Regions from separate parts of the Homo sapiens genome. Here region 2 is linked to region 1. Evidence: read pairs that join two places in POLR2A ChIA-PET (ENCODE). Cell type or tissue: GM12878. All regions are shown on one strand. Each heading gives the region's core, and the rest is flanking DNA. Links, peaks and the distances in the headings are about the cores only. Region 1 holds the start of NAV2-AS4 (NAV2 antisense RNA 4). Region 2 overlaps E2F8 (E2F transcription factor 8).

The links. Peaks named below come from ENCODE experiments on the same cell type or tissue, not always from the same donor. Only the 100,000 strongest peaks of a DNase experiment are listed, where the experiment ranks them.
Region 2: POLR2A ChIA-PET joins it to region 1 with 5 read pairs; 1 of 35 experiments calls an interaction of 5 or more read pairs at or near these places.

The regions. Positions count from the first base shown.
Region 1 is chr11:19,522,935-19,527,327 of GRCh38, forward strand. NAV2-AS4 (NAV2 antisense RNA 4) reads right to left here and starts at 1,144. Exons shown (of 4, transcript NR_033989.1): 1 at 952-1,144. It also overlaps a transcript of NAV2 not described here. In GM12878, for the core only: no CTCF peak of the experiment used is centred there; a DNase peak (open chromatin) is centred at 2,527.
Region 2 is chr11:19,230,396-19,234,788 of GRCh38, forward strand. It overlaps E2F8 (E2F transcription factor 8), which reads right to left. Exons shown (of 13, transcript NM_024680.4): 5 at 4,349-4,393; 6 at 3,965-4,126; 7 at 1,839-1,976; 8 at 236-439. The region is part of intron 1 of CSRP3-AS1 (CSRP3 and E2F8 antisense RNA 1); the gene reads left to right. Among named protein-coding and RNA genes, the nearest start is that of E2F8, 8.4 kb to the right of the region's middle. RefSeq lists an enhancer at 1,924-3,123. In GM12878, for the core only: no CTCF peak of the experiment used is centred there; no DNase peak of the experiment used is centred there; H3K27ac peaks cover 204 bases.

The sequences.
Region 1 (4,393 bases), core at 79-4,078:
ATGATGGCTGTTGATTAAAATGATCATATCATCCACAGTTGAGGACTCACAAGGCATGAGGCCATCTCCTAAGCACTCGACTCATTATCTCACTGGGTTCTCATTGGAGAATTCATCCAGAGGAAGCAGGTGTTAGGTCCCATTTTGCAGTGAGAAGTCTGCAGCCAGGAGAGGGTACCTCACTTGTCCCTGGGCTCCTAGACTTCAAAGCTGAAGCTTGTGCTGCTCTGTTGACCATCACTCCACACCCAAGGCCCCCATCTCCTCCACACGAACTCCCTTCTCCAGTGAAAACCGCCTCCTGCCCGGTCCTCCTGTGTGCCTTTCACATGCCTTCCCCATGCTTGTCAGGCTGTTCCCTTGACCAGGAAAGCCTTGGGGAGCAGCAAGGTGAAATGGATGGGGCACAGGCTCTGGAGTCAGGAACAGTGCATCCCTCCTGTTCCACTTCCCAGCTCCCAAACTATTTAAGCTTTCTGGGCCTCAGTTTCCCTACCTGGAAAATGGGAAGATGTCATGTCATCATTGATTTGGTGAGGCAACATACACAAAACATCTGGGTGGTGGCACTGGCTCACCTGTTGAAGTTCTGCCTGAAGCTGGAGGCCCAGTTCTGCTTCCTCTAGAGCGAGGCCTTCTCTGACTAACTCAGTCTGGTGACATTTCTTCTTCTTCCGAGCCACTCTTCTTCTTTCTCCTCTAGGAAGTCCATGTGCCATGAGGGCAAGGGCCCCCACATTGACTTAATGCCATCGTTTGCACATTGCAAGAGCTTGATCAAGGTTTGCAAAGCAATTGCTCTTCAGGACTCGTCACCATCTGCACCCCACCTTCTTCTCCAGCATCCTCACTCTCTATACCCCAGTGTCTTCACTCTTCACCTCCCATCGCCCACTCTGAGCCTCCTGTATCTGACTCCCTGTGTCCCCAGACACTGAAGTTCTCTCTTACCTCCTGGCCTCTCTGTTTATAATGCCTTCCTTCACTTCTTTCCCTGGGTAGCTTCTGGTCTTCCTTTAAGATTTAGCCCAGGTGTTTTCTCCTCCTTCAGGAAGTCTTCCAGATACTCCAGGCTGGTTAGATACTCCTCCTCTCTGTTCCCACAGCCTCTGACTTCTCTCTTAGCACTTGTCAACCTGTATTTGTCCTGTTTGTTCACCTCTCTATCTCCCCTGGTAGGATATGATCCCCTGAGGGTAGGGACCCTGTTGTTGTCATCTCTGGAGCCCTGGCATTTGACATGGTGGCCACGACCAAGCCAGTATTTGTTGAGTAGATGGATGACTGGAGGAATGAGCACCTAGCTGAAAAATTCTGCACATCTGCCACTTGGAGTATCTGCTGGTTGGGTTATGCAACGTCTGTGTGTGTGATGTCACTTGGCCACCTTTACCTTTGCATCCAAGAGACTGTGCTAGCTTGTCAGGGAATGGGACACAGTACTACAGAGCTGTGTGTAAATCTGCATGTGCGTTTCGTGCCTCCAGTTCAAACCTTGTTCATTAGCACAGCAATTAACAGCAGAGCCTAATGACAGATGGCCCGGCTCTGCACCTGAACCCCTGGCTCCTTGGCAGGCTTGGAGCAGGGCAGGCACGTCTGGCATGGTTGATGTTTTCATTGATCTAGTGAGTTCAGCTCCCAGGGCTGCCGGCTATGGAGACAGTGAGCTGACGTCAGTACTGGCTTTGGTGGGGGGCTGGGCCTAAAAGGGCCAGGCTTGTAACAGACTCTTGGAAAGCTTGCAGAAGTTTGGGGACTTTATTGTTTTTATCTTTTTTTAAGATATTAATTTCACATTGGGAAGTCCCAGCACCCCACTCTCAAATTTTCCTAAGCTCTAAGGACTTCCCTAGGAGATGGTGTCTCTTTCCTGCTAATTCTTTACAAGCTTCTAGGCTTTCTACAATTGTTATTTAGGATTGTGATATCCAGGCCCTTTGACTTCAGCTAACAGACACAGCTTCGTGTTTAGAGTGGCATATAAGATCAGTGTTGTGTAAACACAATTATATTTAGCAAGTTTGGAGATGTGGGGTTTTTTTCTTCCTGTTAATCCCGGGTTTGAAATGGCTTCCTAGTTATTACCCTGTGAATGTCATTCATTTCTCCATAAAAGAAATATCAAATTTGTGTTCAAATAGTTGTCTGGGTCATAAATTCAAGCTAAAGTGCAGTGTGTCCTAAGCCATAGCAGATTTCACAGAACTGGAGTTCATTAGAGCTAGAAAGGATCTTACTGTCCAACCTGTGTCATTGACAGATGGGGAAACTGGGCCCCAGAGAGGTGCACTGATTTGCCCAAGGACACATGGCAAGTAGGTGGCAGAGCTGAAGCCACGTGTTGGTCTCCAGTGGCCCCTTTCCTACACCATGTTTCAGATCATCAGAAATGCTCAGGCTTTGCTGTGTGCCAATCCCAAACCACTCTAGAATGAATTTCTTAAGTGGTGTTGGATATGCTTCCTTGAGCCTGCCACCAAACTTGGTCTGAGTGAAATAGAAGAGGGGGTGCAGGCAGAGGAAGTGAGGACTGCGGTCTGTCGTTAGTGATGTGGAAACCACGCATCTTCTTTACGAAGGTGTTGACAAGTCTGTGTGCCCAGGGAGCCACGCAGGGGAAGAAGGTTAGAAGGCTGGGTAGTCCCTGAGGTAGGAAGCAACTTCAGCGAGAACCTGCCCATCTTTGCAAAGTGGGCACTTCTCTCAGTGAGGGGGTTGCAGGCAAAACTGCGGGGATAGTCTTGTTCCCACAGAAGAAGTGGTTGGAGAAATACCTATCACATCGTGGAACAGTGCCCTCATTCTGCATTTTCTTATCTAGGAGACAAAAAATGCCTCCTGGAGATAACCTACCTGCCCTCCCTTCCTTTGAGGAAGTTTAACCTTTCTCCCTCATTGATATGGAATCCCAGGTATTTATCTGATGACCTGCTGAGATTGGTAGTTCAGAAAAACCAGTCTTCAGGCTTAGGGGAAGCTGGACGTGTATCCTAGGGTGGAGGCCCAGGTCTCGGGGACAGGTCCCACCTCTCCTGATAATGTTCCCCGCCTCCCTGTCAGGAGGTGCAAAGGTTTGGGTGGGCATTGTGAAATGTTGCCCCAGAAGAAGGTTTCCTTCTCTTTCAGCATCATGCTGAGAGGTCCACACATGGCCCTACTGCCACAGTGTCACGAAGGCAGACCTGTCCTTTCTGCCTTGTCTTTTTAAAAAAATCACCCCAGGGCCATTACAGCTCCTCCTGGTTCCTGATTCACTGTGTTTTAATCAAGCATAACTCTTAGAATGAGCAGAACATGACTTCATTTTTGTCTCTCAGTGTTTTCTTCTCCCCTGCAGTGAAAACTCAAAGAGGCCCCACAATGTTTTCGTCCTCTGTTAGGTAATATCTTGCATAACTTGAAGTCACAAAACACAGCCTCAGTTCTGTAATTGGAATTCCCAGTCCTGTGTGCTAATTCCAACTCTGCATTTGAATTGGAGATCAATCTTCTCCCCTTCTCTTTCTAAAGTCAGCTTCAGAGTCAGCCTTGTCTCGGGGGAATGAATATGATTGGCCTCTTATCTCTTTCTCTGTTCTTTTTTCACCCATTGTTTACTCACTGCACACTCCAGGATTGGATGAAGAAGAAGGGGAAAAGAGGGAAAGACAGTTCTTACTTGCCTGGTGTGCTTGTGCTTATTGGCAGACATTTAAAACCCACTCTGCAGTAGAGGTCTTTCCCACTTTCTCAGAGTCCCCAGGATGGCTGGGGAAGCTCTCCTACAGTCCCCTGACCTGGCTGATTGCACTTGATCATGAGGCCACCACTGGCTTGGCAACCCCTTAGGAAATCTGAAGTTCATTCCAGCTTTCTGCTGAGGTCCATTACTTCCCTGGGCCAACTTTCTGTTACACAAAGTCCATATCTGGAAAATACCATTTTTGTACCCACAGACCTTGGGAGTAAGGTAGTGGTAATTCTTCTTCATCCCAGCTTTCCTTCTCAGGCCAACATTCCTGAGGACATCCTAGGTCCCTGGGGTTCATGGCTCCTTGGCTGCTGCTGGGGAGGGAGAGTTGGTTTATTTCTCCATGCTATGGCATCTTTCTCCAACCCTCCCACCCCCACCATCTCTATTGTTTATCTCTCTTGATATGGTTTGGCTGTGTCCCCATCCAAATCTCGTCTTGAATTGTAGCTCTCATAATTCCCACGTGTTGTGGGAGGGACCTTGTGGGAGATAACTGAATCATGAGGGCAGTTTCCCCCATACTGTTCTCATGGTAATGAATAAGTCTCACGAGATCTGATGGTTTTATAAAGGGTTTCCCCTTTTGCGTGACTCTCATTCTCTGTAGTCTGCTGCCATGTAAGATGTACCTTTTGCCTTCTGTCACGATTATGAGGC
Region 2 (4,393 bases), core at 260-4,259, 290 kb before region 1:
TCACTGAAGTCAGAGGAACAGAAAGTGTGCACCTCCCCTCAAAGTTGCATAGCGATTAAACAATAAACCCCACAAATGACTTTTTAAATTTATACATTAGTTAGGCTTCAAGAGGGTTTGGGTATATAGATATTGAAATAATTCTCTGACAACTATTGCAAGGATCAAGTAAGCTGAAAAAATGAGATAAAAGGGAATTCTTCCTAGCAGATCCCTGACATTCCTGAAAACATACCTTTGTTGGTCTTGATAGGGCTACTGGGCGCAGAATTTATCTTTCTCCGATCACTTTCTATACTCTTTACCAATTTGATAAGAGATGGGTGTCGAGTAAAGTTTGGTTTCCCACGTGTGGAAAAGAGGTTTTTGGCACAGTTCTCTTTTGAAGACCGTCTCACCTCCAAATCAGAGGGAGTAAAATGAATGACTGGGCTGGAGCCTGAAACAGAAAACGTCTGTGTATTAAAACCTGGATGGCTCAGTTGGCTTTTGGGATATGAAATAAAACAATTTTAGGAATAAAAGTGGCAAGTTACAGAGCACCGACCATGTGCCTGTCACTGTTCTAAGGGCTTTACAGAGAAAGCCTTGTTTATCTTATTAAATGGATTCTGAGACACAATATTTCCTACATTAGCATTTCTGAAACTGCACTATATCTTATAACCAGTGGTGTGCTAGAGTGTAGTTATTAGTGATTTTTCTTTCTTAGTGATATAGAAAGAATTGTGCATCTTACAATCAGTGAAGTCTTAGATCTGATGAAATATGGGTGATCCTCACAGCTCCATGAGGTAACTGTTCCTCAAGAAATGCAGCCCTGTGTCGGAGATGAGAGCTCTGACCCACACAGACATTAACCTACTGGCTCAAGGTCTCTCAACTGGGAGCATGTGGGCCTGGGATATGAACCTGGTCAATATGGCCCCGGAATTTTCACTCCAAATTCCTGCACGAAAGGACCTCTCTCTGAGATTATACCAAAATCACAGTAACTCCACTGAGGTGCCATTGTTCTTCCCATTTCACCAAGGAGAAAACTAATCCTCGAAGAAGTAGCTTGTCTCAGGCCGCAAAGCCAGAGTGGCAGGGCTTGGAATGGAACCTAAGTTTCCCTCTGTCTTCATGGCCCACGTTCTTGTCATTTTCAATGATTCTGGGTGGGGATCTTTGGTAGAATGCAAAATGTCAGCATCGCAGAGTTAAGATGAAGGCTAGAAATATCTACTTTGATACCAGAGTGAACTCATTTCATATTCTCAATGGGCACAGGTTCTGTTGTGGTCACTGTGCCGCATAGCAGCAATAGTGTTTTATGCTTTGTGGTGCTTTCAACTTTCCGAATGCTTTCACATACAGATTGTACTTCTTGAACACAGGGTGGGAGGTTGTTATGGATCTTGGTTAGCTGATGGAGCCAGTAGCCAAACTTTCTATATTGCCATTCATCTTGAATCATCTTTTCAATCATATATATCTTTTCCATGTGGGGCGGTGAGTAGGAAGGGGAAGGGAAAATATCTCCCAATGTGCATTAATTCAAAATAATAAAGCAGGATAAAGAAAATGTGGTACATATACACCATGGAATACTATGCAGCCATAAAAAGAAATGAGATCATGTCCTCTGTGGGACACGGATGGAGCTGGAAGCCATCATCCTCAGCAAACTAACATAGGAATAGAAAATCAAACACTGCATGTTCTCACTCGTAAGTGGGAGTTGAACAATGAGAACACATGGACACAGGGAGGGGAACAACACACACTGGAAATTAAAAATTAGAAAAACACACACACAAATAATAAAGCAGAGGGTGAAAGAAAAAAATACATACCACTGGTATTTGGACTGATTTCTGGGCCGGTCCATTTGAAAGCTGGTTTTCGGCCTCTTTCCTCTGTAACATGAACTTTCTTGATAAGATCCAGGCTACTCAGAACATTAGCTATATCATACAACCTCCTAATTTTTGCTGGGAAAAAAAGTATATATACCACTTAATGGAATAATGAAAAGATCAAAGAATTTTCCTTCAGAAGGACTTCATGTATATTCTAAGAGCTGTCTTAACCATCAATGTCAGACAGAGAAACATCTGCCTCCTTTTAAGTTCTTCTGGTGATACAACTTTAATTAAGATAAAAAAGTTTTAAATATTTAAAAGACTCAATTACTGCTAGTACTCAATGTTGAAATGACAATAGCATACGTTGACAAAGGAAAAACGACTTGATGAGATCACCCTATCTGAAACTATGTTACAGACTGTTTCAAAAATAAAGTCACCATTCCTGGGTATCTTCTAATGAGGATTCAGAAGAATTTTATGAGCAGAGAAGTAAAAGTATCTGTGATAAATGTCTTGCTTTTCTGCTTGTAATAGCTTATAACAAAATTTATTTACTATGGCAGCATGGAAAATTCTGTACTCCATCAACATGTGTAATTTTTTAATACTGTCTATGTAACATGCAAAACATAGATCTGTGAACTTGACAAACCTCACATATCTTAAAGAGTTTTGTTACAAAAAGTCTGTTTTTTACTGCCATCTTGATAGTACAAATTACAAATCGAGTCTCCTTCCTAGCCATATCAGAAGGTTCTGAATTCCCTGGGGATTCAGTAACTTACACCTCTGCAGTTCCTGGAATAGTTTTCAAGGCTATGACTAACCAGTGAAACAAAGATGAAAACTATCCGGTGACTCACAAAAGGCAAGTAACCCCTCAGTAGTATCAGGACGTGTTTTCTGAAATTGCAGATCTCCCGATCTCCCGAGCCAAGTGCTCCTCCCCATCCGCTGAGCACTTCTTTCCACACCCTTCCTGCAAAGTCTGGTGTAATGGTGAGGGCATAGCTCTTTTGTTAGGAATCCAATCTACAGTCCCTTCCCAATTTTGAGCAGGTAATCTAGCTAAAACCATTCTTTCAAAATGGCAGACTACCTGTGCTGCAGGTCACTTCTGGGGACAATTTTATGAGTCATTTATAAACCCTCTGTAATCAGCATCAGTGGAAGGAGACCAGGGTGCAGACCCACTTTACAATTTACTCTCATTTAGAGCTCACACAGAACAGATTCTTCTAGTGTTTCCTTTTTTTTGAGACAGAGTCTTGCTCTGTCCCCCAGGCTGGAGTGCAGTGGCGCGATCTCGGCTCACTGCAAGCGCCGCCTCCCAGGTTCACGCCATTCTCCTGCCTCAGCCTCCTGAGTAACTGGGACTACAGGTGCACGCCACCACGCCCGGCTAATTTTTTTGTATTTTTAGTAGAGACGGGGTTTCACTGTGTTAGCCAGGTTGGTCTGGATCTCCTGACCTCATGATCCGCCCTCCTCGGCCTCCCAAAGTGCTGAGATTACAGGCTTCAGCCACCGCGCCTGGCCGTGTTTACTTTTGAGAACAATGTTACAATATCAAATGAAGCAATGTGTCAAATAAGAGTAGTGATACTTGGCCAGGCGCAGTGGCTCAGGCCTGTAATTTTGGGAGGCCTCCCAAAATTTGGGAGGCCGAGGTGGGTGGATCACGAGGTCAAGAGATCGAGATCCTCCTGGCCAACATGGTGAAACCCCGTCTCCACTAAAAATATAAAAATTAGCCGGGTGTGGTGGCGCGCAACTGTAATCCCAGCTACTCCGGAGACTGAGGCAGGAGAATTGCTGGAACCCGGGAGGCAGATGTTGCAGTGAGCCTAGATCTCGCCACTGCACTCCAGCCTAGCAAAAGAGCTAGACTCCGTCTAAAAAAAAAAAAAAAAAAAAAGAGTAGTGATACTTATGTATCATAACAAGTTAGCTAAATCAATATTATCATGGCTTCTGGGGAGAAGATATAAAAACATAATTAGAGAAGATCTGTTTATGCACCTATGTTTCCTAATTTGGAAATGAGTTTACGACTGAGATTTTATTGTTTAAGAATAGGTTCAAAAATCCATGGCAGTCATGACACTTACTTTTAAACTTGCTTTTATCCAAATCTTCCACATGGTCCTCCCCAATTAAAATCTTGGCAGCAACTTCTAGGCTTACTATCTGAGGCGTTGACACCAAAAACAGCATCACAAATTTCTGGCTCATTACCCTTAAAGACTTGTCTTTGCGGCTGTTTACAGAAGCTTTAGAGAAGGATGAGGATTAGAGAATTAAAATTCATAAAGGGACAAGTGACTTCTAAAGTAACAAGGCTAAAAATACTACCACCTGATCATACAGCTGACAACTGTGGCATCTGAACATTAAAGGCAGCAGTAGCTTTAGAGCTGTGTTCTCCACAGAACCTTTTCCTTAGACAGAGGACAAATGCCATGCCGCCTGGAGTTTTCACTACCATCTCTCACCTGCCCGAAATTCCACTCCAGGGAGTTCCACAAAACACATGTCTG